Linked DNA regions of Mus musculus: regions 1, 2, 3, 5 and 6 are each linked to region 4. A link is a loop called in an ENCODE intact Hi-C map of the cell type or tissue named here. Cell type or tissue: heart. All regions are shown on one strand. Region 1 holds the start of Cyp51 (cytochrome P450, family 51). Region 2 holds the start of Mterf1b (mitochondrial transcription termination factor 1b). Region 3 holds the start of Rbm48 (RNA binding motif protein 48). Region 4 holds the start of Gatad1 (GATA zinc finger domain containing 1). Region 5 overlaps Ankib1 (ankyrin repeat and IBR domain containing 1). Region 6 holds the start of Ankib1 (ankyrin repeat and IBR domain containing 1).

Evidence for each region. Peaks named below come from ENCODE experiments on the same cell type or tissue, not always from the same donor. Only the 100,000 strongest peaks of a DNase experiment are listed, where the experiment ranks them.
Region 1: a loop joins it to region 4, with 4 times the contacts of the local background. A loop is called at or near these places in 4 of 42 quality-filtered maps.
Region 2: a loop joins it to region 4, with 15 times the contacts of the local background. A loop is called at or near these places in 6 of 42 quality-filtered maps.
Region 3: a loop joins it to region 4, with 4 times the contacts of the local background. A loop is called at or near these places in 3 of 42 quality-filtered maps.
Region 5: a loop joins it to region 4, with 2.9 times the contacts of the local background. A loop is called at or near these places in 2 of 42 quality-filtered maps.
Region 6: a loop joins it to region 4, with 5 times the contacts of the local background. A loop is called at or near these places in 21 of 42 quality-filtered maps.

What each region holds. Positions count from the first base shown.
Region 1 is chr5:4,102,808-4,107,807 of GRCm38, reverse strand. It overlaps Cyp51 (cytochrome P450, family 51), which reads left to right and starts at 3,111. Exons shown (of 10, transcript NM_020010.2): 1 at 3,111-3,674; 2 at 4,782-4,880. The coding sequence starts at 3,501. In heart, no CTCF peak of the experiment used is centred here; DNase peaks (open chromatin) are centred at 3,057 and 3,317; H3K4me3 peaks cover 2,428 bases; H3K27ac peaks cover 2,178 bases.
Region 2 is chr5:4,192,170-4,197,169 of GRCm38, reverse strand. It overlaps Mterf1b (mitochondrial transcription termination factor 1b), which reads right to left and starts at 4,803. Exons shown (of 2, transcript NM_001042670.1): 1 at 4,752-4,803; 2 at 1-834. The coding sequence starts at 809. In heart, a CTCF peak has its summit at 2,814 (motif pointing left); no DNase peak of the experiment used is centred here; H3K4me3 peaks cover 874 bases.
Region 3 is chr5:3,594,142-3,599,141 of GRCm38, reverse strand. Rbm48 (RNA binding motif protein 48) reads left to right here and starts at 2,595. Exons shown (of 5, transcript NM_172991.4): 1 at 2,595-3,176; 2 at 3,697-3,887. The coding sequence starts at 2,940. Pex1 (peroxisomal biogenesis factor 1) reads right to left here and starts at 3,076. Exons shown (of 24, transcript NM_001293806.1): 1 at 2,625-3,076. The coding sequence starts at 2,753. In heart, a CTCF peak has its summit at 2,506; DNase peaks (open chromatin) are centred at 2,581 and 2,971; H3K4me3 peaks cover 2,513 bases; H3K27ac peaks cover 1,774 bases.
Region 4 is chr5:3,644,171-3,649,170 of GRCm38, reverse strand. Gatad1 (GATA zinc finger domain containing 1) reads left to right here and starts at 1,235. Exons shown (of 5, transcript NM_026033.2): 1 at 1,235-1,791; 2 at 2,262-2,387; 3 at 4,231-4,290. The coding sequence starts at 1,552. In heart, CTCF peaks have their summits at 1,166 and 2,106; a DNase peak (open chromatin) is centred at 1,130; H3K4me3 peaks cover 2,008 bases; H3K27ac peaks cover 1,792 bases.
Region 5 is chr5:3,730,607-3,735,606 of GRCm38, reverse strand. It overlaps Ankib1 (ankyrin repeat and IBR domain containing 1), which reads left to right. Exons shown (of 20, transcript NM_001289527.1): 6 at 1,423-1,631; 7 at 2,979-3,067. Among named protein-coding and RNA genes, the nearest start is that of Ankib1, 70 kb to the left of the region's middle. In heart, no CTCF peak of the experiment used is centred here; no DNase peak of the experiment used is centred here.
Region 6 is chr5:3,800,871-3,805,870 of GRCm38, reverse strand. Ankib1 (ankyrin repeat and IBR domain containing 1) reads left to right here and starts at 2,747. Exons shown (of 20, transcript NM_001289527.1): 1 at 2,747-3,274. It overlaps Krit1 (KRIT1, ankyrin repeat containing), which reads right to left and starts at 2,706. Exons shown (of 17, transcript NM_030675.3): 1 at 2,388-2,706. In heart, a CTCF peak has its summit at 2,195; DNase peaks (open chromatin) are centred at 2,610 and 3,440; H3K4me3 peaks cover 2,884 bases; H3K27ac peaks cover 2,208 bases.

The DNA.
Region 1 (5,000 bases), 460 kb before region 4:
GATTTCTACGTACTCTAAACACCATGGTACAGACGACAGAAGAATTTAGTAAGAATGGTCATATTGCTGTACACTGCCTCAGATGAACTTCAAAAAGAACAGGTCTACATAAAACTAATGTACAAAAAATAAACAAAAGAAAACTGAAAATATTCCTCGAAGAGAGACATGCACAAAAGACCAAAATTATTCATCGAAGACAGACAACTTCAAACTCATAGTCATGAAAGTTGGCCAGCTCTATGGATTGCATTATCTCACTGCTAATAGTCCTTCTTTCTAATACAGTCTGACATGTCAGATTATCTCTTTGAGACAGAATCTCACTTTCTCATACAGGTTGGTCTAGACTCCCTTTGTAGACTAGACTGGCCTCAACCTCCTGGTAATCTTCCTGTTGCAGTATCCTTATTATTAAGGTGATGTAACCTCCAACAAGCCTGAAACAGGCTGAGCCAGACCTCGACTTTGTTGCCACTAAGGAGATTACCTAGGGTGGAGCCTGCCTCCCTAGATCACTCTATTGTTCAGCCACTGTCCCTGCTGCTACCTGCTGGGAATCGGCCAAGCTATTCCGGAGACTACATCCTACCCTTCACGTGGTCATCTGCAGCTGGGCTCCAAGGATGAATTGGCGGGAATGGGCCTCCCCTCTCCTTTATAAAGTGTGTCCGCCATTAAACATTTGAACCTTGAACAGACTAGCATGTCTTGGTTCCATTATTTCTCTACCCGCCTAGGTTCCCTCTTTTCTTCCAGCTCCAGGTTGCCTCCCAGGCTCGAACCCAGACATGAGAGCTACAGGCCAGCCCCAACAAGGTGATAGTTATGAAATATTACAGCCAGCAAGTTTTTAAACTTTTTTTGATGATTACCATTATTTCTGACAACTTGCCATGATTTCTTTACATTATATCCAGTGTGTCAAGACTTTTAGACTTGTATAAAGACTTGTTTTACACATTTTTATTTTCTAACATTGAGTCTACAAAAATGCATTACAAGTAACTTTTGTTTGTAAACATTGTGTACTGAAACTTTGTCAGTACATACAAAAATACTCTTTGGGATCTTGGCTCTTTGGACCACATGGTAATCTGTAACTCATAACAATTTTGTTTAGTCTCATTAACTTGGGTTGTCATGGTATTTCAGGTTGTAGTTATAAAGCCAGCTACAGATAATTACCAATCGTGGTGATATACATTCATAGATTCATTTTGACAGGGTATTTGACATAGATCATTACTATGTAGACTTGGCTGTCCTTGAACTCACTATGTAGACCAGGGTGGCCTCAAACTCGCTGACATCCACATGCCTTTGCCTCCCAGTGTTTGGTATTATAAACTATAGTTCACTTTTTGACTAATCATTGTTTAGAGCAACTGTCATAATTATGCCTGAAAGTTTGTGATTGAAAAAATGTAATTACTATTTTATTGTATAAGATGGTATATGAAATATTGCCATACTTATACATGATACTCAAATTAATCTTCCTTAACTGTTAAGTTTTAGAATTTGGGCTGGCTGTGATGGCATATATCTTGGATCCCACCTATCAATCCAGCTACAGAGGCTTGTGGACCTCTGTGAGAATGAGGTCAGCCTAGTATACATAGAGGTCCAGGCCTGCCAGAACTGTAACTCAAAAACAGATCAACAGCATCATTTTTTTTTAATAACACTGTACCTTTGATCTTTATTTAAGGGTTTTGATCTTTTAGGATTTCCATATTTGAGATTCCTAGTGTGCAATGTTAAGGCCCACTTGCCCACTGACAGATAACATCCTGGTATTCTGGAGTCTGTTGTTCATGTACTTTCACTTCCGTAGACAAGGTTGGTTGCACCAGCTGCACAGGAGGTGCTTGATGATACACAGGCAGGAGATGCATTGACTGGAAGGATGCTTGTCCCCAGTGGACTAAGGCTGGAAGCACCATAGCTTTGTGGGCTTGGCCTCTACAGGCACCTGTCTAATGTAGCTTGAGGCCATTCTTTGGGAATCATGGGTATGGACCTGGCCAGTGTCCATCTTCCTGGCCAGTATTAAATAAAGCTTTCTTTAATTGGATAATTGTGGAACTGGTCTTTCCCCTAGCAATTTTCAAGTTCAACAATGGCCTGAAGTCACTCCAGTAAGTCAAGACGTAGCACACAAGACAGGCTTAGAAATGAGTGAGCAAAATTCCTGTTGTAGATACTACTGCCAGAAATAAAGAGGCTCTTACCTACAGCAGTGACAATAAAAATGGAGTGTTACAAGATTTTGTGACTGATCTGAGGCAGGAGGATATTGGTATACAGCAGTGTCCATCCTATATAGACTTCCTACTAGGCACTTCCTACATAGGCAGGTGGCAGTCACCCTAGGGAAGAGGTAATGAGTGGGCTTCACTGACTGACTACGATAAAATGTGAGCTCTCTAGGTGGAATTATCTAGACGGTGGCTGGACCATCTTACTCATTCCTGGAGGTGCTTGCAGTTTTGCCAATCACTGCACAATCATCTCCAAACTTAGCAAAAAATCTAGCTCTTAACCCTGGTTAAATAAATAAATGTACCTGCCAAAGATCTGGAAGGAGGGTTAATTTGGAAACATGTCATCAGAGGTGCTTTATTTGTAGTGAGATCAGGGTAACTCCTGCTTCAGATCCAGCTATCAGAACAGGAGTTTGGGGACATCTGCCTCAGTTTACTTTATGGCCTGTATTTATTTTAAAAGACTTGTCTTGGTACAGCAGCACACCAAACAACTATCACTTGCTAGCAATGTGGCCCTACACGAACAACCTGTCAAGCAGATTGTACGGGTGATCCGATGGTCTCACCCTCCAGGTTGCATCTGCAGGAGTGTTTTTTTTTTTTTTCCAAGATTCGTGGTGCAGGGCTCACGAAGGGCTGGTCTCACAAAGCCCAGAGGTGACATCTCCGCGAATAGCCGCAGAGGCGGGCGCCCCACGGAGGGGGCGGTGCCCGGGCCGCCAGCTCTGCTGACGCCACATAGGCCGAGATCACCTCAGCAGCGCGTGGTGCAATCACAGAGCGCCTTCGCCTCTGCCGCTGTCCGCCACCAATCTGGTCCTGAGATCCCTCCGCCAGGCTCGTCCGTGCCCGCTGCCGGGGCCGTGCTCGTTAAGCACGCGGGACCTCGTGGTCTGCGGTTCTCGGGGCGCGATCATTTGTGCAGCCATCACTTTCTTCACCGAGTCCAAGTGCCACGGTAGAGCCTGCTTCCTCAGGTCCCCTCGGTGGCGCAAGAATCCCCGCACCTAGACGGAGGCGTGGCCACCAGAAGCCCCGCCCCGTCTGTGACGTCCTGGTGGCGCGCGAGCTGTCTGTGGGCGTGTGAAGGGCCCGGGCCAGACTAAGCCATCAGGCCGGGGCCGCCTCCCGACTTCTATCTGCCGGCTTCTCCTGCTCCATCTTTTCCGAGAAGCGGTGTGCGACCTCGGCCCCCAGCCTACCGGGCGGATCGAAGCGACGGTCGGGATGGTACTTCTGGGCTTGCTGCAGTCAGGCGGCTGGGTGCTCGGACAGGCGATGGAGCAGGTGACAGGAGGCAACTTGCTTTCCACGCTGCTCATCGCCTGCGCCTTCACTCTCAGCCTCGTCTACCTGTTCCGTCTCGCCGTGGGCCACATGGTCCAGCTGCCCGCTGGAGCGGTACGTGCACCTCGGGGTCCTCAGTCTGTGCCCCGGCTAAGCGGGCGGGCTCGGGGGGCGCTAGCGGTGGCGGGCGCGCGGGAGGCTGGGGTGGCGGCTGCAGACGCCCGTGCCTGATCTTTGCTGTTGTGGTGGTCTTTCTGGTCTCCTTGCTGGAACCTGAACTCGGGGGCTGTGCTGGCCGTCGCCGTTTCTGCTGTGATAGCGGCTTTGAACTTCTGGCTAGGATCCTACTTTGCAGCGTTTGTAGTCAGTGATGGATGTGCAGACTGGAGGCCTTGCTGGATGGATTTGGCTGGTCTGATTGCCTTGGCCATCCATGACTCTTAAGTGCAGAGCACTGTACTGACTTTACTGTTGGTTGTCAGAGGTGTTTGGGCTCTTTGTGAGGGCCTTGATGGCAAGTTAAGGGTAGCTGCATCCCCGGTGGCCATCACTCTTGATACTGCCCTGTGTGTTTAGTATACTGTGGGCTATTGGGCATAACGATGATTAATAGCAGTGTCAGGGAAATTGCAGACAGTTCATAAGTGACTTGAGAGTGTGGGAAGCGCTTTCCTGTGATGCTGTTAAAATACTGTTTCTCTAGTTTAGCGCTACACCAAACCACTAATTTCAAGCCTTCCAAATATAGTTCATGAATACCCTTGTAATCAACATTTGGTAGCTTTGAAAACCATCCCTTCGAAACTGACAATGGGATGTAAAAACTTAACCCAGCGTTAAGTTCCAACCAAGTTGCTTTAAAACTAATCTCTGAACCCAAGGGATCGATAGGCAGTTACTATTTCTTACTTTCATTAGATACATTTCAAAAGCTCACTATCATCATCATCATTTCTGAGATATTTATTATATCCCAGGGTGGCTGTAGAACTTGTTATGTAGCCAAGGCTCACCTTGGCATATCTTCCAGCCTTCACCCCTTGAGTGTGCAGTGCCTTCCTGTGTAGTCATTTCTGTTTTGAGTTCTTTTGAGGCTAAACCTTGTCTAACTATACTGTGTGTGTGTGTGTGGTTTTTTTAAACATTATTCTTAAGCAGGCTATCATATGAAACTTTCCTATTAATAAAATGAAAACTAAAATTTTCATTTTCTTTTTGCAGAAAAGTCCACCACATATTTACTCTCCAATTCCATTCCTTGGCCATGCAATAGCATTTGGGAAAAGTCCAATTGAGTTTCTGGAAAATGCATATGAGAAGGTAAGTCTTCGGAACAGACAGAGGCAGAGACTCTAGTGTAGAGAAGTGCTTTTCTTTAAATAGAAAGACATTTGTAAAAAGATTGTGCCCTCCCTGCTTATTGGCAGTATTGAAAACATA
Region 2 (5,000 bases), 550 kb before region 4:
TTGGAAAGGTCTAAGATTCTAGCTCCTGGGCCACATATCAGAAGCAGCAGGTCCTGTTTGTTCAAGTTGAAAGTTGATTGTAAAAATTCAATGTTAGTTTTTACACGCTTGGTGCTCTGAATTAAGATGGAAGGGTTTTTAGAAATTATCTTCCTGACAAAATCTCTGGGATCATTGTGACCTAAGGACATACCAGTCTCCTGCAAAAATTCAACCATTTGCTTATTCAAATTCAGACTGTTGGAGAAGGTTCTGGGAGCATTGGTCAACAGTCTGCAGAGGCATTTATGAGTCAATCCAACAGAGCAAAGGAACTTTATATTATTCTCTAAGTTTAGATTGTTATTAGATCGAAAAAAGGATTCAGGAGAACGCTCCAAAATATTTACAATTTCAAGGTCTGATGCCATAATCTTTCTCCACAGATCCCACCGTTTTGAAAGACTTTCAGGAGTGCGTGTTATAGCTCGTGGATATCTTGATATGATGCTACCAATCACTTTGTCACTAGCTCCCTTGGACAGAAGGAATATCTTCAGCTCCTGCTCATTCGTAACAGCCTTGTTAAAAACTCCAGGCTGTCGCCTCCTTGCCATGTCGATATCAACGCCCATGGTGACTAAGTTGCTCAGCAGGTCCTCCCTCTCCTCCTCCAAAGACTCCTTGTCCTTACTGTCGCATTCCACACTAAACGTCCTGAATGAAATCGACTTGAGGAAAACTTCTGCTGAATACTGAAGCATCCAGCCTCTTAAATCAAAGAGAAAGTTTCTTCTCACACACCAGATGTTTCTTGATGCCATAATCATCAGGTAGCCCAAAGTTTTTCAAATGCTGTGTAAAATAACATATAATGTTAACATACAATATTATGTGACTAACTAATGACAATATCCGGATCCTTTAAATGCAAGGGGCCTCTCCAGGAGAAAGCATCCCGCCCTCCAGCTCTCCTGGTTCTGCACTCACCTCCTGCCTCATGGCTTCTGTTGGGTCCCTATGGACTCAAGGCTCTTCCTCTTTGACTTACAGAGAAGCAGAACACCATGCTGCCCCAAGCTGCCCTGCCCTTGTATTGTTCTTTTAGTTCACTGTGCCTGCTTTGACTCTCCAGAATCATTTACTCCTCTCCACCTCTTCTCTTTTCTGTGGTTTCTGACATCTTTGGCTTGTTCCTAAGAAATTGCCCTTTAATTACAATTCAACTTTCAACTTGCCAGATGTCTGAACTGAACCTGCCACAGACACTAGATCTCTTTGCTTCTGGCTACCTCAAACTCTAAATGAAGCTCTAAAAAAAACACACTTCAGATTATCTAATTTGCATCTTTAATGTCTTTTTTAGACATATGATACCCTTTAAATGGATCATACACACACACACACACACACACACACACACACACACACACATCTGTAGACAAAAGATGCCAACATTAATCTCTATCTCAGTTTTCCAAACTGTTTTCTTGGTTGCAATGCCATAATTCTAAACTCATTTCCATCTTCATATTGATATAGTTGAGGGATGGACTGTAATTCAGAGGTAGGTCAGTGATACATTATATATCCTTAGCATGCATGAAGATTTGAGTTCAATTCCCCAATACCAGAAAGGAGGAGAGAGCAATTAATTTTCTAATTCAAAGTTGTTAGGTCTTAAACCTGGGACAAGAGTTTGCCAAGAACACTAGCTGAAGTATTCATTAAACATATCAAAGTTGACCTGGCTGCCAGGTTCTCCCATCATCCCTCAGTCCTTATCTGTTACAAGGTCCTCCTGGCTGGCATATCCCACCTCTACCCTGAACTCTCCAGTCAGAGGCTGGGCTGCCCATCCCCCTCCAGCCATTTCAGCAACGCCAGGCCTTTTGTTCCTTTTTGGCCTTTTTGTCTCTTGGCTGCTGCTCAAGGTTGCCCTCTCTTCCTGTCCTCTCCTCCCTCCTCACATGACCCAGCTCAGTCTGCCACTCATATCCACTCTAGATCCTTCTAGATGCCTCTGGCTGTTTTCTCCCTCATATATACAATCACCCTTCTGTTACAACAAATCCAGGAACAGCCATGTCCTCCTTTAATTTTTTTTTTCCAGTCAAGGGTGTGGGCCCCAGTAGATCCAACATTCTGATGATGGCCATATAACCAAATGAATACAGACAATACTAACTGAATTTAATGGCTTTAAAAAAAAGAGCTCTTGACTCTAGCTGCATATGTATCAAAAGATGGCCTAGTCGGCCATCACTGGAAAGAGAGGCCCATTGGACACGCAAACTTTATATGCCCCAGTACAGGGGAACGCCAGGGCCAAAAAGGGGGAGTGGGTGGGTAGGGGATTGGGGGTGGGTGGGTATGGGGGACTTTTGGTATAGCATTGGAAATGTAAATGAGCTAAATACCTAATAAAAAATGGGAAAAAAAAAGAGCAAGAACAAAAACTTCAATGGTTATGGAATGGGATGTGAATTTAGGAGGAGCTGGAGGAGTGGAGTGAATGTGATCAAAATACACTGTATTAAATTCTCAATTAATTAATAAAATATACATATAAAAAGAAAAAGAAAAGAAAAGAAAGAAAGAAAAGAAGAAGAAGAAAGAAAGAAAGAAAGGAAGGAAGGAAGGAAGGAAGGAAGGAAGGAAAAAAGAAAGAAAGAAAGAAAGAAAGAAAGAAAGAAAGAAAGAAAGAAAGAAAGGAAAAGAAAAGAAAAGAAAGAAGGAAAAGAAAAGAAAGAAGGAAAGAAAGAAGAAAGCAAGCTCTATCTAGCATGTACAATCCAACCTTTTCCCTTCCAGATGCTCATGGATGACCTCTGCTGGATAACTGGACAGAAGACTATCACATTACAGTCAGCCAAGTTTTATAAGAAGCGTTATAAATAAGCATGCAAAATTATCCAATAGACAGTATCAATTTTCAATTATACTTGTCTTATCCTGTGACAATTTCTATTTTACATACATTTTATAACAAATACAATATGAATAATAAATTTTTAAAAATCAGTCACTAAGGATACATATACTAAGTCTATCAGCTTGAAGATTACTACCAGACAGCTCATTCCTTTCAGATGATTAGCACCACGGTAAACGATAAACATGACACAGAATATTCAACAGAAATTCTAATACCAATAAAATAAGAAAAAGGTTTGCTAAGACTCCTAAGAAAAGGGTAAAAAAAACTATTAGTTTGTTAGACTTGTCACAAGTAGATTTTTGTTTCTCTTTATATAACTTATCCTCCAAATAAATATTTTCTAAATGTATCAACATATAAAGTTGAACTGAGCATCCATGCAGCACCCAAAGTAGCGCTCCTCTGATTAATGTCATTGTGGTAAGCACCCCCAGGAGGGTTTTACATTCTCTCTCTTCCTTACCAAATCAACTTCACTCAAAACAGCAACAAAGCAATCTTGTTCCTGCCTATTTTAGTCTCAGTGTCCTTGCTGTCTTTTCATTATTTTTAACTGACATAACAAATAATGGAATCTGTATCTATCTTCCCAAAGTCCCTCTTTTACTTTCATGTCACACACATGAGTGTGTGTGTGTGTATTCTCCATTAGAAGCATGTCCTATTGTTTTTCCTCATAATTCTCATATTCCCATCACCTTCTCAGTAGATGCTCTCTCCCCTCAGCACTTACTACTACTATCTTATCAAACTCAAAGCTCACATATGAGCGCACTCGCAGGCGGGAAAGCACGTGCACTTTTCTGAGTTAAATTGTCTTTTCTTTCAGAAAAGAAAAAGGGTCATTTTCATGAACCCAAGTTGTATTTGCAAGTCATTGTATAAACACAATGTCCTTTTAAAAACAGATTGTTGAGCTGAATTTGTAACCTCTGGCAAATTAACTATCCCAAGACAAATTTTAAAAAAAGCAAATATCGAATAATTGCCTTCAATCTTCCTCTAAAATAAACCATTTTCTTAAGCTTCGTTAAATTTCATGAATATCACCAACATCTTGGTGACTGTAACTACCGAGGTTCAAGATGGAAGATTTATGTCCCTGTCCCTTCCCGTCCCCTCCACCCCACCCCATCCCACAGCTGGAAAGCTAACAGGTGTTTAAAGAAAACTGCTAATCTTTGGGAATTCCACAATCCCGCTACTCTTTTGACACAGCATTTAAGTGTACAGGGTTGTTTTGTTTTGTTTTGAACAGAACTACATATCGATGTCGACTTTGTCATAAGAGACTTTAGATCTCTCCAGAAAAGGTAAAAACCGATGTTTCTACCACCACACCACTAATTTGGAAAAGAAAAAGGCAAAAATATCGCCAGTGTAGTAGAGAATAAAGAAGTCCAGGTCAAATCATTTTTGTGAGATGCACGACCTCTCGCAAACTAAACATTTCTCAGTCATAATAAAAAGAAAACGGCAACGCATGGGGGGAAGGTAGCGGAATCGCAAACGCACTTTAATACCAGAACCCCACGTTACACATACATTATTTCGTAATGCCCTATATATACAACAACCTAAGGGTGGGCACTGTCCCTAAAGTTACAAATTCCGAGCCAATGCCGAGCTCTTTGCTGTACGAAGTGTGGAGGGCTTGATGAGTCTAAACTCAGAACCGCCGTAATCCCACATCGAAGGCTCGCCTTCCCTCGGGCAGTTCTGCAATGGCCTTTAGCCATTCATCGCCCTGTCTAGCAGAGACTCGCAAGCCGCTCGCAAAGGCTCCAGCAGCTCCCCAGCCCCAGCCCGCACACTGCATCCGCGCTCCTACCAACGCTCCCGGTAGACACCTTTCACTTCCGCCTCTGGACGCCCGGGAGGGAGCGGAGTGCGGAAGTAACGGCTGACTTCCGGCCTCGGCCTGGCGCAGAGGTGACGTCACTAGCCCGGCGCGCTGTGCCTAAATCCTCGGCCGCCTGACCGCGGGAGCCCAGCAGGGGGCGGCTGAGACTGTGGCTGCGGGGACTCTGGGCTCTGGGCTGGTTCGAGACCACAGGGCGGCGCCAAGGCTTCCCTCTGG
Region 3 (5,000 bases), 50 kb after region 4:
AATTCTAAATAACCTAGATAACTCAGGTCCTTTCACTGTTAACCTTTCATGTTCTATAGCCTCGGCTCTCAACTCTGTGCATGTAAGTTACCTGAAGATTTATTACGTCTTTTAAAAGTTGATTCCTCATAGATTCTGGTTCAGTAAGTTTGCGGAACAACCAGACTATTTGGATTCTGAAAACCCTGAGGTAAATCAGATAAAGGTCACTGTTGTAACTCTTCCTCCCACTAACTTCGTATCCCTGTTACATATTTAGGACTTCAGGTCAAATGAGATGATTCCCAACACACGAACCTTTCTGCTTTCATACTTATCTATGCTTCTGGGCCAATTTGTCTTGGATAGTTTCTTGGGTTTTTGTTTTATTTTGTTTTGTTTTTCGAGACAGGGTTTCTCTGTAGCCCTGGCTGTCCTGGAACTCACTTTGTAGACCAGGCTGGCCTCGAACTCAGAAATCCACCTGCCTCTGCCTCCTGAGTGCTGGGATTAAAGGTGTGAGCCACCACTACCAGGAGGATAGTTTCTTGTTAATGTGTTTCAAACTAAGCTATCTGAGAGGAGGGAATGTCAACTAAGAAAATATCTCCATAAGATGCAGCGGCAGGCAAGCATGTACGGCATTTTCTTAATTGGTGACTGATGGGGTAGGGCCAGCCAATGGTGGGTGGTAACACCCCTAGTAGCCCTGGGTTCTATAAGAAAGCAGGCTGAGCAAGCCATTAGGAACAAGCCAGTAAGCAGCAGCCCTCCATGACCTCTGCACACACTCCTGCCTCCAGTTTCCTGTCCTGCCTGACTTCTTATCCTGGTTTCCTTTAATGATGGACTACAATGTGACGTGTAAGTCAAATAAACCTTTTCCTCCCCAGCATACTTTGGGTCACAGTGTTTCATCGCAGCAGTAGAAACCCTGACTAAGACAATTATTTTGGGAATTCTAAATAACCAAAAATGAAAATGATCCATAAGCAACAACACTTTACAGTTTCAGCAAAACATAGCTGTCACTTTAAATTTCTAAAAGTTGAGTTCAAAAGTTAATCATGGTGAGCAGTTATATAAGTTATGGTCAGTTTATGGTATCATACCAAGTAATTGCTAAAAGCAATGACCTCTCAACAAAAGTCATATTAATACTACACAAAACCAGGACAGGAAGCTGGGCGTGGTGGCGCACGCCTTTAATCCCAGCACTCGGGAGGCAGAGGCAGGCGGATTTCTGAGTTCGAGGCCAGCCTGGTCTACAAAGTGAGTTCCAGGACAGACAGGGCTACACAGAAAAACCCTGTCTCGAAAAAAACAAACAAAACAAAACAAAACAAAACAAAAAACCAGGACAGGAAACCTCATGTGTATCTAGCTCCACCTTTCTATAAACAATAAAGATTAGATATAAGCATGCAAGACTTAATCCAAATGCTTAGTATTTTACTTCTTCACTTCTCAAATAATAATAAAAATAATAATAAAGACCAAGACTATGTAATTCCTAAACAGTGATGAATCCAAGGAAGCAACAACATGTCAGGTTCAAATTCTTAGCGACCATAAGGAAGCATTTTTCTAAACTCATGGGGTGGTAAGCTTAATTTGAGATTTGAAAATACACTGAAAAATCCCCATCAGAAATGACAGGGAATAATGATCCAAGCTGGGATTTGGTAACAGTGAATGATTCCTTTCAGTCACCAGAAAGCAAACCAGAGAGTTAGAGAATATTTGGTGGAGATAAACTAACAGTAAGAATGGTTCTGATGAAATTGGTGTGTTCTGATAGGTGGACTGTAAAAGCAAGATAAATGTAGCAAAGAGGAAATAAAGGTAGAATACTTGAAGTCATTTCAAACTCTTGTATATTTTTTTTATGACCCAGTGTTCAGGTACCATGCATCTAGGATTTTAGATTTCAAATACTCTAACCCCATGAATACACTCAAACTAAGAGAGTCTATTTCTGCTCACTCTTAGGAAAATATGGATGCTGTATTTCCACCGATGGTTAATAGCCTTGAAACACCATAATGACAGAATCCAGACAGCTCGCTGAGGTCCAAGTAATCCTAGCTACCGAGGTGAAAGTGTGGGGTGTGAATAATTCCATCACCTTGTCACCCCGCCCCACCTCCCTCGCCGCACATATTCTTGCTATGTTCGAAGTCCTCCGGAGCAGGGAGAGCTATCTATCCTTTTATTAACCTTTCGCACAGGTTGGAAACCTTGGTAATCTACAAACCAAGTCTGCCACTCAACACCTCTATCGCTGCACCGGCAACTCGTTGGCAGGATAATGCTTTAGCAACCTGTAAGCAAACCTGTAAGAGCTCTCTAGAACTTTCCATCCTTGAGTGAGGGCCGCTTCTGACTGCTGGGGCAGAACCCTTGCATGCTCAGCTTGCTTTAACCGAGTTAAAGGGGTGCACTAGGAATTCCACGGTAGGGTCTGAGGATACACTAGCCGTGGTGTGGATGCACACGCTGCCACTCCACGCCATGCCCGCAGGGGGCCCTCGCTCACGCCTCAGCTCGGGGTCGGTGGCAGACGATGTCCCTGCAGGAAAAGGTGTCAGCTGACCCTAGTCCCACGAGACGTCAGTGGTGTCCGCGTCCCGCCAGCGCGTTACCTGCAGCAGGTGAAGCTGGGCCACGAGGCGCCGCGGCAGATGCAGGAAGCAGTCCCGAGCATTCGTGAAGGCCACCGTCACGACCGCCCCACCAGACCCCGCACCCGCTAAGCGATCGCTGCTCCACATTGTCCCAAGGTTCAACTCTCACCGGAGAGCGGAGTCCACCGGCTTCTCGTCAGGTGAGAGCGTCGGAACCCGAGAACATCGATCAGGCCCGCCCCCCTCTTCCCACGCCCGGCCGCTGTCACCCTCGGGCCACCTCCGAAGCTCTAGGGGGCGGCACGTCGCTCGTCGAATTCTCGCTCTCAGGAGATGATCGTCGATGGGGTCGATCCTTCAGCCAATCCTAGCACGCCTGGTCCATCCTGCTCTCTTATTGGACTCAGAGGAGCGCGGCTGGCGGATGTTGTTCTGGCGCGGGGGACTAGAGCCGGCAAGATGGCATCCAGTGACGGGAAACCTGGTGGCGTATTCGATCACCACGTCCAGACGGCTGTGTGTGACTCGCGGGCCAAATACCGGGAGGGCCGACGCCCTCGCGCGGTCAAGGTAGAGTGACTCGGATTCTTCTCTCCCCTCGGCAGGGACACTAAATTCCTGTGAGCACTAGCTCCCCAAGGCCTGCCTCCATAAAGGCATGGCAGGGATGTTGTGAGATCCATCTCTAAGTGGAGGGGGCACGAAGAACCCGGGCCCCGGTACCAAAGGTTATCACTACCCTCGGTTAGCTGCTTACCAAACCTCCAACCCACTATTTTTAGCTTTGTATCCTATGTGTTTACAATAGCGCTTCTCACAGGGCAAGCCCAGGGTGAGTGAGTGTTCAGTGGCTGTTTACATTAACCTCTCTGGAGTCAGCTTTTGGAAAAGACGTCTGTTAAGTGGTTTAGTCAGATACCCTTATGTGGAGTGTGGTAGTCTTTAGGCAGAAGAGTGACAGTTTAGTGTGTATGTTTTGCAGACCGGATTGTTTCTTGTTTTCAAAGCTCCATTTAAAAGGGGGTGGGAGGACCGATTTGCCATAGGCTTGTTTGAAGAGTACATTTAACGAGGTCTCCTTTGACTTTAGGTATATACAATCAATTTGGAGTCTCAGTACTTACTAATACAAGGAGTTCCTGCAGTGGGAGCCATGAAGGAATTAGTTGAGCGTTTTGCTCTGTATGGTGCGATTGAACAGTATAACGCTCTAGATGAATACCCAGCGGAAGATTTTACAGAAGTTTATCTCATTAAATTTGTGAAATTACAGAGTGCAAGGTATGTACAAGTTAAGCAGAACTCCTGTTAAAATCTTATTCCTGTTGCTGTCATTTTGGCCCCAACTGTTTCCCAAATGTACCCAAAGCACAGAAGCACTTCTTGCTCTCAGTCTTCCTGATTGGGGGGAGGAGGGGAGGGGACAGGGTTTATTTGGATAGCCTTAGCTGTGCTAGAATTAGTTCTGTAGACCAGGCTGGCCTTGAACTCAAAGATCCCTTTGCCTTTGCCTCTGACTCTCGAGTGCTGGGTTTAAAGGTATGCACCACTCCACCTCGCCTTCCAGTTTGTTTTTCACCAGGCCTCACATCTGCGACTTAATCACTCTAACAGTGAGTGACATCCCAGCTCTTCCTTCAAGCTTTTAAAAGGCTGACTTTACAACAATACTCTTCCCATCCTCTCATACCTGTGCTTGGCAAATTTTGAACCTGTAGTGTGGTAGATTAAGAATTACGTTTGAAGTAAATTATCAGTCCTGTGGATTCATGACTGTGGAGAATTTTAGTCCTCCAAGCAAATTTTTGTTCTTTTCCTAAAATCCATATGGCAAAAAGGACTACTTCTTGAGGTTCACTGAGCAAGGATGAAATGGGACAATTTATGTAAAGGGAGTAGACTGGTACCTCCTATTAAGAGGAAATAGTAGAGCCGGGCAGAGGTGGCACATGCCTGTAATCCTAGCACCAGGGAGGCAGAAGCAGGTGGACCTCTTGAGGTGGAGCCAGCCTTGTCTACAGAGTGAGTTCCAGGAGAGCCAGGGCTACACAGAGAAAACCCTGTTTCCAAAAAACAAGCAAACAAACAAAAAGTAACTATTAGTAATGACAGTTCTTATTTGTATAGTTCTATGTTAATCAACTTTGTATTCCAATAAGGAATGCTTTATTTTATGTTAACCCCTTTTGGCGGGGGGGGGGGGGGGTGCATGTGTGTGCATATTCCTGTGTGTGTATGTGTGTGTGTGTGTATGTGAGTGAACACTAGCCTGAAACTGGCTGTGTAGACCAGCTGACCTAGAACTCAAAACTTCCTCCAGACTCTGCCTACCCATCTCCACCAGGTTCAAAGGCTTGTGTGCACTACAGTGTACTCTATCCTATTTTTTGAGGT
Region 4 (5,000 bases):
GCCAATGTTCAGGCTTAATTCTCTCAAATAATACACATCTCCTTTCCAGGTGAAAGTGTATTGTATCTGCTTTGCTAATGGTCCTCCCAGAGAACTACTAGTTTTGCAGTGATTTAAATCCAGGTTGAAATGTGTCCAGTTCCTCGAACCAAAGTTCACAGAAAACGATAAATTCTTCCAGCAATCACCCCTAGTTAAAGCAGTGTTCAATGCAGTCTCCAGGAATCTTCTTTGGGAGCCTTTATGCTAATATACTTTATTTTAAACGTTAGGAAGGTATAATGTATTGCTTGTTCTTTATGCAAATAAGTGATGTGAAGCCATATAAGATACAAATATCCCAGCTCTGAACCCAACTGTGTAATACAAAACTGTAACGTTTTAATTATAGTATAACTCATGAGAAATAATTGATAGGAATTCTTCTGCACATTGCTCATTTCTAACCCAACTAACTCATAAACCCCTCACGTTCAGTATTCAGTGCACAGCACTGTTACATTGACCCAGGTAAAATAAATCATTGACTAATAAATTAATCTCATCCAGTCCACACTGGTGTTTCTGCTGTTTTCTGTCTGAATGTTCTTATTATATGAATTTCTTAGACCCTCAATTCTTTTTTTGGGGGGGAGGGGGCTCGAGAGCACTTTATTCTAATGTTAAGTAGTATGCCAAGCAAGAATGTTAAATTAAGTTTCACAGTGTAGGTGCTAATACTGGATCTAGTCTTAGCTGTCTTTCCAGCCCTAACACACCTAGCTTTTTACGTGAGTACTGGGGGTCAAACTCAGGCCATAAGCTTGTGCCAGAAGAACTTTACCATCAGGTCACCTCCCTAGCCTCCAAAGTCAAATTAATTAATTAAGACTTTTAAAAGGGTCTTGATCAATAAGGCTACATTTATCAAATGAAAACACAGGATAAGTATGAGTATCATATAACTACTATTACATGGGCCACTCTCACTAGTCATTTGAAATTCACTTTTAACGGGAAATTTTACATCCATTCCCCCCCCCCAGCCCCCCCCCCCCCCAGCCAGTTGTAAACTCAGAAGAGTGACAGGCAATGGTAAGTCTGGCAGGGCCACTTCCGGCCAGTAGGCGGGGTTTCCGGAGCCCCAAAGCCTAGGTCAGGCACACTGGTTCACTCGGCCCCGCCCCGCCCCGCCCCGGGAGCTCCGCCCATCGCCGGAAGCCCCGGTGGGCGGAGGCAGGGTCGTGGTCGCCCTGGGGACCCCGGCGGCGGCGGCGGCCGCCCCGGATAGCGTCCCCTAGGGCGGAGCTGGCTTTCCCGGGAGGCCGCGCCGAGTATCGGGCCTGCGTGCCCCGCGGGCGGCCCAGCTCCAGGGCTGGGTCCCGGGCTGCGGGAGCCCGCTTCCCGCCTCCAGGGGTCAGCGGTGGCCGCTGGGTCCCGGCGCGGGCGGCCCAGCACCTCCGACCTTGCTCTTCCAGTCGCCGAGGTGGCCGGCCGACCCCTGGGCGGCCCGTGCAGACGGCCGCCATTCCCGTGTCGCTGCGCCCGCGGGGGCCGCCCGAGCCGGCCAGCATGCCGCTGGGCCTGAAGCCCACCTGCAGCATGTGCAAGACTACGTCGTCCTCCATGTGGAAGAAGAGTCCACAGGGCGAGATCCTCTGCCATCACTGCACGGGCCGGGGCGGCGGCGGCGCGGGAGTGGCGGGCGGGACCGGGGGCGGTGGCGGCGGCGGCGGTGGCTTCGGCACCACCACCTTCGCCACCACCTCGGCCGGTCCTTCGCAGAGCAACGGGGGCGGCGGCGGCAAGCAGGTGAGCCCTCGGCCTCTCCCTCCTCGGGAGAAGGGCTTCCTGCCGTAGACCGGGCGGTGCGGGACGCACCGGGGCAGCCGGACGAGGCCATTTGCTTGTAGGTCGAGGACCTCTTGCCCATCAAGTCCTTGTCACGTTAATAAATTAGTAGGTCGCTAAAAATGTCAGCATTAGAATTCTGTTCTGAGATATGCAGGAAACTTGGGGGGGGGCGTAAAATAGATCAGTTCAGCAAACGAATAATAAATAGTTCCTGCCTTGTCCTCCCCCCACTTCTGTCCTCTTCCCGCTTGAAAGCAGCGCCATCTCTTGGGAGGCCCTACAGAGTTTAACATCTCAGCCCTCGGTCTTTTAAGTTTTTTGTTTTTAATTTCTTTTAACAAAGTGTATTATCCTCTGATCTTTGTGAGGTTATTGTATTGGCTTTTCTTCTGCAGTTTTAATTTCCTTTTCTCTAAATTGTGTAACAGAGTAAGCAAGAAATTCACAGAAGGTCGGCCCGGCTCAGAAATACCAAATACAAATCGGCTCCAGCTGCTGAAAAGAAAGTTTCCACGAAAGGAAAAGGGAGAAGACATATTTTTAAGTTAAAAAATGTAAGATGGTTGTGGACATTGTGCTTCCTAATGGGACACTGTGGGTGTGGTGGGCCTTCCCACGGCTGGTGTACCTCTCAGGTGCACTTAGGCCGTATTCTGGAGGGAAGGCAAGGTTTCCCAAAAGACAGCTCTCCTGGAAGAAATTGGCAGTTTTTGACATTAGAAAAGCAGTTTCTCAGTTTTTTTTTCTTCAGCTTTTATTTTTCTCATCTGAAAGATATAAAATATGAATCTAGAGGAATGTTCTATAATTTAGCACAGTGTATCTGTATGCAAAGAGAAATTATGGTTTTTTTTTTATAAATTGGTTAAATTTGTTCATTGACAATTTAATGAAGTTATGACTCTTGATACATAGTTAATTAAGAAAAATTTGTTGCTGGGCAGTGATGGTGTTAACCTTTAATTCCTGTACTCAGAAGGCAGGTACAGGCAGATCTCTTGAGTTTGAAGCCAGCCTGATCTACAAAATGAGTTTTAGAACAGCCATGGCTACACAGAGAAACCCTGTCTTGAAAAACAGAAGGAAAGGAAAAAAAAAAAAAAAAAGAACAAAACTTTTTTATGTCTTTTAAAGAACGAGGCAAATAACATAATTCATCAGTACCTTGTTTGTTATGATAGACCCAGAAAAAAATATCTATTGGTTCATGATGAGTTTGGTGATTATGAATGCAAAACTTTTTCTAAAGCTGATGTATGAAGATTGTTTAATGCCTGCTGTGGTAAGGGTTTTTTGTTTTGTTTTGTTTTATTTGTACATTTGGGACAGTGAAGGATATTGTAGATGTTTTTGTTTATCTCAGCTTGGTTGTTACTTTTGGAACAAAAATACCTCACTTGCCAGTAAACACCTTTCTAAAGTAGGCATACTCATTTGTAAAACGGGCCCAGGAGAAGTGTCATAAAGATAGTAGACTCTTGTTTAAAGATTTATTTGTATTTCTTGTGTCTGAGTGTTTTGCTGCATGTGTGCACCAGGTACCCTCAGAGGCTAGCAGAGGCACTGGCTCCCTAGGTATTGGAGTTACAGACAATTAGAAGCTGCCAGTGAATGCTGCGGGCTGAACCTGGGTCCTCCGAAAGAGCAAGTGCTCTCAAATGCAGAGCCTTCTCCCAGGCCTAATTGTTCCCTCTTAATTTCTTTTTACATGTGTTTTTAATTGTGTACATAAGAGTGCTGGTGCATATGCCGGGTACATTATGTGGAGGTCAGATCAGAGGACAGATTTCAGGAGCCTTGGTTCCCAGTGTCAACTCAGGCTGTTAGGCTTGCGTGGCGAGTTCAGACTGTGTTCTATTCAGTTACTTCATTATCAATTTCTCTGCATATCCATTCTTGGGAGAATGGCACAAAGTCAGGAAAGGCCATTTTTACGTTGTGATAAGCTTTGTGTTGCAGCTCTAAAAAGGGATTTTAATGGTGGTACAATGTGGCAAATTACTAAGAACCCTAAAGAGTTCAGGCTTGCAACAAAATTATATTTATCTGTATATTTTTTATAATTTCCATCTGGCCATGCTCAGTCTTTTAGAGCCACTGTATTTCTATACTTGGACTATTAATGTCTACTGGAGTGCTAGAGAGCTTTGTGTTGTGTTAGCTCCTAGCAGCATAATCAGAAACTTCACCTTTTGTTTTTCTGCGCTTTTAAGTTACTGGTAGCAAAAATTGTGGAAATATTCACCTGCTTCACATTCTGTGTGTGTGTGTGTTGTGTAGTTTCTGTCACCAAATAGTATTTTGTTCTTTTCAAATTAGATAGTTCTCATGTAGATGGTAAAATGGCCATACATACTATATAGGTACTCAAATGTTTTTGCGTCTGTTTTTTTGTAGCCTATCAAAGCGCCTGAATCTGTTTCTACCATAGTCACTGCAGAGTCAATCTTCTACAAGGTAAGCCTCTGGAGTCACTTCGAAAGGGCAGCTGGGCCTTGAACTCAGAGATCTGGGATTAAAGGCATGCACCACCACTGCCGATTTATGGAAGTTTTACATGTCATAAAGATGAACTATTACGAATATTCAAAAGTGAGATTTTTCCATCTCGGGATCCAGGGAGGAGGACCTGGGATGGATATCAGAAGCATAGGGAGAAACAGTACTGGAATCAGACAGCTTAGTTAATTTGATATAAATAGAACAAGAATGAGTATGTCATTCTGTTGTTGAGAAGATGTAAAGCAGAAGACCGGGGAGGAGACGGTTGTCAAGGAGTCTGGGAAATGTGGTAACATCCTGAATGCTGCCTATAATAGAAAAAGGTTTCAATGTTTCTTTTGAACTTACCATATCTATTCTCTTTGAATAAACAACTGGAAAAGGGCAGTGTTTAGAATCTAGTCTCACCAAGCACATGCTGGTTTTTTTATTTTTATTTCTAAGGTGGTATATAGTGAGACCACTGAGGCAGTTACTGTAGGTGTGTAGTTTAGAGTTGCTTCCTTGTGTGGACCTGAGCAACACGTCATTTAACTTTCTCCAGCTTAATGGCTGTTAACACAAAGTAGGGACAGTGTAGAGGGTTTTTAGGCCAGTGGACCTACTGGGTGATCTGATCACCGTGGATCCATGGTGTACATGCCCCAAGCCCCCAGATTATAGAG
Region 5 (5,000 bases), 86 kb before region 4:
ATTCTTATACAATTATCTTGCATTGAATGTGAATGGACCATTATCATCTGTGATTAAATATTAATGAACCACTACTGATAAAACATGTGAAGAATTTCTCTTTTCCTGAAATCTAAATCAGATTGCTTGGAGAGCATTTAAAAAAGGCAGGTAACTTTTAAAAATGCTATTTCATATTACTAAAATGAAGAAAAGGGAGATAGTTACTGTATGTGGGGTTCTATATACACTAAGGAAATGACAGAAATTATAGACAGTATTTTCTGGTATGGTGGGCATAAGAAACAGGAAGTAGAAACAGAACAGGAGGAAAAAAGGCCATGACCTTTTAATAAATTTTACATAGCTTCTAATAGAATGTGTAAAAATTATGTTAGCGTGGTGTGTGTGTGTGTGTGTGTGTGTGTGTGTGATGTTTTCTTTATCTGTTCATCTGCTGATCAGTACCTAGCTTGAGTCCATTAGCTGTTGCAGTTAGTGTTAAAACAAACATGACTGTCCAGGTATTGCAATAGTGGGCTGACATTGGTTCTTATGAATCATTGTATGACTAGATTGTGCTGTTCTGTTTTACATTTGGGGGGGGCACTTTTAATATACTTGACAGTGTGTGGTGATGGGGAGGAAGAACACACTTTTGGAATCCCAAAAAAGGTTTCAAGTCTCTTTCTGAGAGTGGATAAGTTACATAACTTCCCTGGGTCTTACTTTCTTCAATTTAAATAAAAACTGAAAATGTTATTAGGAGAAATAAATTAATGTATATAATAAATATTATATATATACACATATATATATGCATATATACATATATGTATATGTATAACACCAAGCAAAATTTTTTAATATTTTAGCTTTTTTTAATTTTGGATTTTTATGACTCTAGACTTTATAATAATGTTTTCACTTGACCATTTTATAAAGATTCACATAAAGAAGATTATCTGTACTAAATTAATCCATATTTAAGCTAAGTTAATTCACTAAAATTTTATTTATAACCCAAATTATTTTTTCCTTCTTTCAGACCCTTTACCAAATGACCTTTAGGACTATAACCATTTTACAACTAAAGACCATGTGAAGGCTGTTGCAAAATTATGTTCTAAAAGAGAAATGTGGCTAAATTAAACCTCTACCAAAAAATTAGTAAATTCTAAGTAAAACATCTACCTAAAATAATAGTAGGAATTACTAGGAATTCTGAGAACATTCTTAACATATGGTACTAGTAATTGTAGTTTAAATTCCATTTTAAAATATTACTAACTTTTGTCTACCAAGACATGCCTTCATAGTTACTATTATATAGAATACATTCTATAATTTTTAACTTTTCATTTATCCTGTTTCAATTTTTAGTATGTTTCAAACATTGTAATTTCTGGGTTTTCATATATATCTGTTTTGTTTTTCCTAAAGATTGGGACAGGGAGAAGTTGCTTGAAGCTTGGATGTCCAACCCAGAGAACTGCTGCCAGCGGTCAGGGGTGCAGATGCCAACCCCACCACCCAGTGGGTACAATGCCTGGGACACGCTGCCTTCCCCGAGAACTCCAAGGACTACAAGATCCTCTGTCACCTCCCCAGATGAAATCAGTCTGTCTCCTGGGGATTTAGATACCAGTTTGGTATGGCTTAGTATACTTCCCAAAGCTTTTAGTCTTTCAACTTTTAAACTATGTGTGATACTGCCCTGTAGAGTGGTTGGTTGTAGTACTGTAACTGAATCTCCTACCTTGTTTTGAAGGCTTGGTAATTTTTTTTGCCTTTGTAAGTTCTTACTACTATAGAATGATTTTGTGATATCTGTATTATCGGTTGAAAAGCAAAATATTTTCTCACTTCAAAACAGTTTGGAAAAACCATATACTACATTTTCACCTAGAAATATTCAATGTATTTAAATAAAGCATAATGAAATACTAAAACTTAGTTTATAGTATATATTCTTAATCTAAAATGAAAATTTTAAAGTAATTTACTGAATGGTAATATTGTAAAGCATTTGCAATATATTGTGATGATCATATGCTTGTTCTAGCAAATGTTCTGAGTTCATTCAGTACATTTTCTTAATCAGTGCTTCTCCTTTAACAGGCAACAGTCCTGCCCTTGTGTGCAGTAAACAGACAGCACCCTGCTGCTGTGCTGTGTGCGAGATTATGGTGCATTAGACTGCTTTAGCCACTTGAAATTTGTAATAAATAAGAAAGCTTCCCTTCGTCCTCTGTAGGAACCATTTGGGAAGGCAAAATGCTATTTCTGTAATACACATTTGTAACAAAGTTGCTTCTCCTAAGTCATGTTAACATAGCATTGTTTACATAGTTTTGTATCAGACTTGCTTGCTTGAACACTTTACCCGAGTGCACGTGCACATGCGCGCGCGCGCGTGCGTGCGTGCGTGCGTGCGTGCGTGCGTGTGTGTGTGTGTGTGTGCGTGCGTGCGTGCGTGCGTGCGTGCGTGTGTGTGTGTGTGTGTGTGTGTGTGTGTGTGTGTGTGTGTGTTAGGGGCTTAGGGGAGTCGTTAAGAGATGCTGGTACTTGAACTCAGGTGATCAACCCTGCTAGGCAAGCACTGTACCACTGAGCCGCATCACCAACTCAAGTTGCCACTCTTAATATCCTGACTTGTTGTATTCAAATACAAAGTTTCTCTGTTCCTGTGTATTTTCCACAGTAAGCATAGAATGAAAGATACTGCAATGGTTACTTTGTAGCACACCATGTGATCTTGACCTGAATAGATGGTAATGATTTATTTCTTATATTTCCCTTTCCTAATGCTCAATGCTGATTAATAGGTAAACTTAGTTAAATGGAAAATATAAAAAAGACAGTCAACCTTGTAGCTTTGAAACTTTTCAATTTTTAAGAATTATAATTACTGTAACTTTGAACTAGTGAACAAAATTAATGTATTGCTTCTCTTCAGAGTCTGACCCTGTTAAGTCATTTTTCTTGTCCATCTCCAGTGTGACATTTGTATGTGCAGTATTTCTGTGTTTGAAGATCCAGTGGATATGCCCTGTGGACATGATTTTTGTAGAGGCTGTTGGGAGGCGTGAGTACATGAACAGCTTGTTCATCTCTTACTAATTGATAGCACTTTTGACTTGGTAATGAAATTGTCTTCAGTATTTAATGATGCTGATTATTTGTATTGGTTTTTGAGTTAACTGAAATGTACTGTTTCACAAAGAAGGAATAGTTTTGTCTTTCCTTTTTGACATCAAGGGAAGTATAACTAAATAATTGTATTAGTATTTTCTTTTATATTACATATAATATAAATTTCAGATGTACACCTAAATACCAATAATCAGTTTCTATCTTATATCGCACGAATTTTAAGCATTGGTGGTCTCTGAATTTTTTTAAGGCAGTCAGAAAGCCTTGAAAACCTGTAAGAACTACAGATAATTGAAATTCTTTTCTGTTACTCTAAAGTCAAATGCTTACACTAGAGATTGGGTGTGTATTACAGTAGAAATTTTTCTTCTCATGCTTTTCTCTCATTTCTTCTTTATAATCTGTCTTAGATTTATATATTCTCATGTCTTACCTTGAACTTTGTGAGACAGTTTTTAAAACAAATGCAGATTAGTATAAATGAATAGTATAGTATCTTACTGTCTCTGGGGACTTTTTATTTAATGATTTAAGCAAAATATGTTATAAGGATCTTAAACAAGTCTCTAATACTATTTTTTTTCATGGAATATTGGGTACCAAGTGTAGGGATGTGGGGAGCATTGCATGAATGAGATAGCAAAGACTTGGTGGTTTGCTGTATTTTTGTTTTGTTTACAGTTTTGCTGTAATGCAATTGTTATATATCTGTCTATACATTTAAAATAAATTAGTTCATAAATTGAGACATGTGTACACCATGGAACTATAACCACAATCAAGACAATAAGTGTCTCTGTTAGCTTCCCAAATTTACTCATTAGGGTCGAGAGTGGGTAAAGTGGTTCCCCAAACATTGGAAACCAACCTCATGTCCTAGAACACACATACTAGCATGCACTTATAGACCCAGTGTTAGAGGCAGAAACGTCTCAACCCTGGAGCTCCTTGTCCAGCCAGTCTAGCATCATTCTTAAAAAATAGCCCTCTAGCTCCATGGCAATGAGAGGCTCTACCTCAGAGGCACTGTCCTCAGAGGATAGTGTTTCTAGGATAACATCTCAGGTCATCTGGCCTGCACACATGCACTCCCGTGCACACTCGCACGCACGCACGCGCGCGCGCACACACACACACACACACACTCTTACATGTACCTGCACATCTTTCTGCCTCTCCATCCTCCTCTCTTCACCTTCCCTCACCCTGAATATATATAACACAGACTGATCTGTGTACTGGTTTCATCTGGTGTACTTTTTATGTTTTCTAAAACAGTGTAAAGCAAGACTTCATTTGGAGGGAAAGAAATGCTTTTCAAAAAGTCAGAATAAATAAGTATACCTGTTTGTTTTAGATTCTAAACATAGACTAGACTTTTAAATCTAATGTGATCAAGTCAGCATAGCTAATACAAGTCAACTAATTCACAATAGTCAAACTCACAAACTAAAGCCATTTTTAGCACAATTCTTGAGCAGAAAATTTTCTCTGGATATTTAGTTTCAAAGTCTCAACTATATTATCTGAAGGACTGTTAGTTAGGTTTTACCATTGGTGGTTGTTGGACTTGGTTCTGATATGAAAATTGGCCTTGCCAGTGAATTACTTGGATTTTTTTTAACCTTTAATGACCTTCCTCATATAACTAGTATCATAGAACTACCCCCTAGCCAGAAAGGGGGGTTAGTAAGTTTTAAATTCTGTTCTTATTGTTTTCCTTGATATTATACCATCTACTTACCATTCTCCACCTGACCCATGACAGCTCTTGTCAAACCAGACACTAGTAAAACAAATTGAGTAGTTGATATATTGAGTTAAAAAAATATTTTAAAATTAATAGCAGTCTGCGGGAGACTGAT
Region 6 (5,000 bases), 160 kb before region 4:
TGAATGTAATCCTCCCTACCCCCCAAAACTATTTCTAAGTCTTCACTGAGCAATTTTGGAAAAAATAACTGAATTTCAGCTGTATATGTGACTGCTGAATGTTCTCGTGGTCAGTGCAATTACTTCTTCACAGCTATACTAAAAAGGTTCTCTTGGATTGAATATGTTCATCTTTTTGGCCTTTAAAGGTTCTCTGAGTTATATGCCAGTAAGTCTCGAAAAGAACATCAACCATAGAGTTTCTTTTCTAGTTACATTTACATGAACTCTCTTCAATTTTTTAAAAGGTCCATTAGGCATTAAAATGTTTTTTTCATATTTAATGAGTCCCTTACTGCTTCAACTCCTAGGAGAGAAAAAAGAGAAAAAGAGCACTTTCAAGAAAGGGCTGAAAATGTTCCTTGAGAGGATATACATTTTTATTCTGTTTTCTGAGAGGCAACTGATGTCACTCTGACACCCTGACTCACTTTCCTAAAATTTAAAAATGCCTTATTTTTGAAAGTTTCATTAAAATGAAATTCTTTTTAAAATTCAATAACTTCTGGCATCTTAAATAAAATTTAGTCTAAAAGCTTAACAAGTATTATTTCACAAACATTTGTCTTAATAAAACGTTTTTTTAGTTACAAAGTTTTCACTGATTTTGTACCAAAGAAACTAAAGGTATTTCTTTTTTTCAATTATTTATTTAGTTATGTTACATCTCAACTAAGGTTTCCCCTCCCTCCTCTCCCCTAAGACTCTCCTTTTCTCTTCAGAAAAGGGGAGGGAGACATCCCAAGGCTATCAACCAGCCTTCAAGTCAAATTTCAGTAAGATTATGTGCATCTTCTCCTATTGAGCTGGAAGAGGCAGCCTAGTTAGGGGGAAGGGTCCCAAAGCCAGGCAACAGAGACAGGGACAGCCGAAACTAAAGGTCTTTCCTTGAAGACGTTTGAATGAAACATTAGGATGAAGACATTTCATCTTGTTTAAAGTTTTGAGGATAGTTCATGGAATTTTTTTTTAGATAAAAAAATTTTAATAAGAACATTCTAAAAATCCACTACATGCAAAAGAGCTGCCTATAGAAAAAAAAAGGCTTTTCTTAAAACTTCCTGTTTAGCAACTGCTTTTCATCTCAGATTAACACCGACTAAAACATAATAAACTATAAACAAGATATATACATATGTATGAAAGCCTTAAAAACTGCAAACCTCTTAAAAAGACACTGTATTATAGACACTGTACAAAGAACATGGCAACTATAGAAAATGATGCTTTCTATAAAGTACCTAAAGGAGAAACTAAGTAGTTAACTTTCTGCACAGAATTTAAAGTAAACCAATTCTTATCTCAATCAATTCATAAGAAAACGTCTATTAGCAAAGTGTTTCATTTGTGAATACTCATTATATATTTTAAATACTCATATTTTAAATATATAAAACAAACTTACTGCTAGCAACATATTCGCAAAAATTCTTTTTTTTTTTATTTTAAGTTTATTTTTAAAAAAGTATTTGTACTGGAGCACTTAAAATAGTCTTCCAATGACATAAAAGGAAACAAAGGTTGAAGCCAGGAAAACAACAAAAGCTACCAGCGATGAAGGTGAAGCTGGTGCAACTGAAACCGACAGGAAGAGAGAACTAGTCAAAAGAATAAAAATAAATAAAGCCATTGCTAATATGCTATATGGCTCACTGCACTGGAGAAATGCTCAGGCATGAATGATATGCTGCCTAAAAAATGAGGACTTATGTAAGTGGAGATGGTTCATAACTTGGAGGGCTGTCTGCGATTTTTTTAAAAAATATGCAGGGATATTGTTGATTTTCATTATGATTGACAAAGGAGAGGCATACAATTTTCACTTAGTGCCCACAGCAGGGGTAATTACTCCTTTGTGGGTCAGTGAGTTTGTTTACAATAAAGACACGCTAAGTTCCCTGAGAGAGCAGGACAGGAATGGAGCTGAAATCTTGAGGTCGGCCAACCACATCAAGGCTTCTGGTGAAGTTACAAAGACCGAGGGGAGGAGAGAGCAGAGAGTGCAAGCCAAAAGGAGACATAAAGGAAGAACTCGGATAGATGGGAGAAGACAGCTACAATCGATAAGCTGTCACTGTCCTGGCAATGACAACACTGCCTGGGAAGTCTTTCCCTTGGCACCACCCACCAGTGCTCCCCTACCGGGAAAAATGCAAAGCTGCTTTTGCTCCAAAAGTTCCCACCCAAGAGACGCCGGTGACTTTTCGGTACCGGCGTGTAAGAAACAACACGCCTTGATGCAGAGCCTCGTGGGCGAGCTTCGGTGCTCCTGCCGTTGGCTCCAGCCGGCGTCTGGCTCTTCTTGCCTTGCTTTCCTTGTTTCCGCCAAGGAAACGGGAAAGACTCACCCGGGCGGGCGGCGGATCCTCTCCCGAGCCGCTACATCCAAGTCAGTGGGTGGGGCGGCAGTCGAAGGATGGCGGAGCCAGCCCGTCACCGTTTTCTCATTCCTTCTGCCTATCTAGGAGGCCCACCCCAACTTCCTGTGGCAGGAAGCCCCTGGATTGTCACCAAAAGCCGCCCCGCGAGTTCGGGTCTCAGGGCACCTGTTCCCCACCGTCCTTCCTCTCCCTCGGCTCCAGGAACCCTTCAGCCTCTCCACCAGCTTCGGGCTCCCAAAGGCCTCAGCTCGCCATCCCACCGCTACCGGCGCCGGGCAATAACTTCCGGGGTTACGCCCCCAAGGCCGCTTCAGGTTTGCGGCTGAAAAAGCTTCCGGGTCGGCCCGCGGGGAGCCGCCGTTCGTGCCGGTCCGTGCCACTTCGCGCGGCGGCCGCAGCTGTCTGGGAGCGGGCGACCGTGAGCTCGCGGGGTTTGGCGGCAGCCGAGCCCGACGCTAGCTATAGCAAGGACGGGGGTCGGGGAAGGGAGGTCGGCCTCCGCGGCTGCGTGCGCACGCGGCACGACCATGCGCTGGACTTGAGCGAGCGGCGGAGGCAGGCGCCACCGCCCCCCTCCTCCATAGCCTGAGAGCGGCGGCGCGCAGCGGGAGAAGATGGGGGGCGCCCGCCCAGTGTGAGCTCGCCGGGCGCGTCGGGCTCGCGCAGCGCTTCCCGCGGGCCTCCAGCGCGCATCCTCCGGCTCCCGCAGCCGCCGCCGCCGGCGGGTGGGTGGGGCGCCGAGTGGACCCGAGAGGTCACCCGCTCGGCGCGAGAGCCAGGTGGCCGCGACAGAGGAAGACCTGCAGATCTGGGGGGAATCGACGCGAGCCCGGTCCCGGCCGGGAGAAGTAACCGTAAGTTTCTGCTTCGCGGCTCGGCTCTGGCCGAGGCAGTCTCGAGCCTGCCTAGTTCACGCCCTTCCGCGTCTCTTGCGAGGGTTGCCCTGTCACCCCTTCTCTCCCCGTCCCCGAAGGAGCACAGCATCCTGTCTGCCCTACGGGGTTTCTCGCGCTCGCGAATTTGCAAGCCTCCCGGTTTCCGCGGCGCGTCCCATCCTCCACACACGTCTACATAGCCTTGTCCCTCTGTCCTCAAAAGATTCGTGCCCTCCTTCATTTTCTGTAGAACCCCGGACCTCACAGTCTCCGCAACCCTTGTTGGGACCTGGAAAGCCTTGGATTCCACTAACTCCGTGGACCTGAAATAGTGAGGAGCGACTAGGTTAAAAGTGCTCTGTAGGACTGTCATGGGTGGGGATAGGTGCAGATGGCACCACTGAACCTTTATTTGTGTTGCTTTTGCCACCCAAACAAAAGAATGAACGCTCCTCTGTACCCTCATTCCTCTACGTATGTGTGAACTGTTCGTACATTGATGTTTGAGTCGGAGGTAATTGAAGCTACAGCTGTAATGAAGCAGGTCTTGAAGAGTTTTTATTCTCACAAGCGTCATTCTTATGGAACGGCATGTTGAAAAATCTTTGGATTGAAAGACCCATTCAGGTTTACTAGTAAATGTGAAGACCAAATGTGAAAACATCTGGAGTTTTAGATAGTGTACTTTGGATGCTGTTAATTTCTTACTGTTTTGATTACTGTTTGACTAGGCTGTTTCTCGTTAAATTTTAGTTTGCATTTTTAGGTTGCTTTTGCAGAACTTTCCAGAAATTAGATTAAAATATAATTTTAATACTGTCAGTGATTAGACAGCTGTCAATGCATTAACTACTTTTTAAGGTACTATTAGAAAGCAAATGATAATTCTAAAAATAATGTTACTCTGTACGGTGTAGGTTCTGTTAATATTCTGTAAACTAAGGTAGTATGGTAACATTGGTGATTTTTTTTTCTTGGAAATTATTTCTTTAGGAACAATAAATATGTTTAGTCACCCCAGCAAGCCGTTTAGCAGTTTATCTTGGGCTGTAACTTTACACTTCACAGTTTAGTTTGAAGCAGACGCAGAAGATGTAGCTCCCACAGTCTGTCTGGAAATGGACTTTCCTTGGCACAGAAGCCCAGCACTGTGCAGACTTGAGGGCATTGTTGAAGGTGTAAAATCAGCTTCTGATGAAGAAGCTCTAAGGGTTTTCCTCAGGGAATGGCTAGCTGCATGGAACAATCTTTTTTGAAAATTCCACTAGTTTCTTTTATCTTTGGGACAAAGAGGAAAGATAGGAACAACATTTCCTACTTAATTTATTTGTTTTCTCAAAGCTCTGAGAATCTTGAGTTTATGCTATGTACGAGTCCTGAAGTCATGTATGCAGTCTTATAAACAGGTGCATGCTGAGCCATGGGGATAGAGTTCTGTTAGCCACTCTTTTAAACTCTTGCGGCACCCTCACTTCTGAGACGTGATTCCTTTCCTGGGTGTGCTCACTTGTGAAAGTGAAACACATATATTTATATAGCCTGCCTGTAGGTAAAAGATCAAAGTTATTTTCATATATGAGGAAATACAGTTGATGGAAAAGCATGAATAAAGTTTCTCTGATCTCCATGAATGGAGTGAAAAACTTTCCTCAGCGTTTTGAGTAATTTTCTTCCCTTTGAGGGTACATGCACCATTTATCTAGGT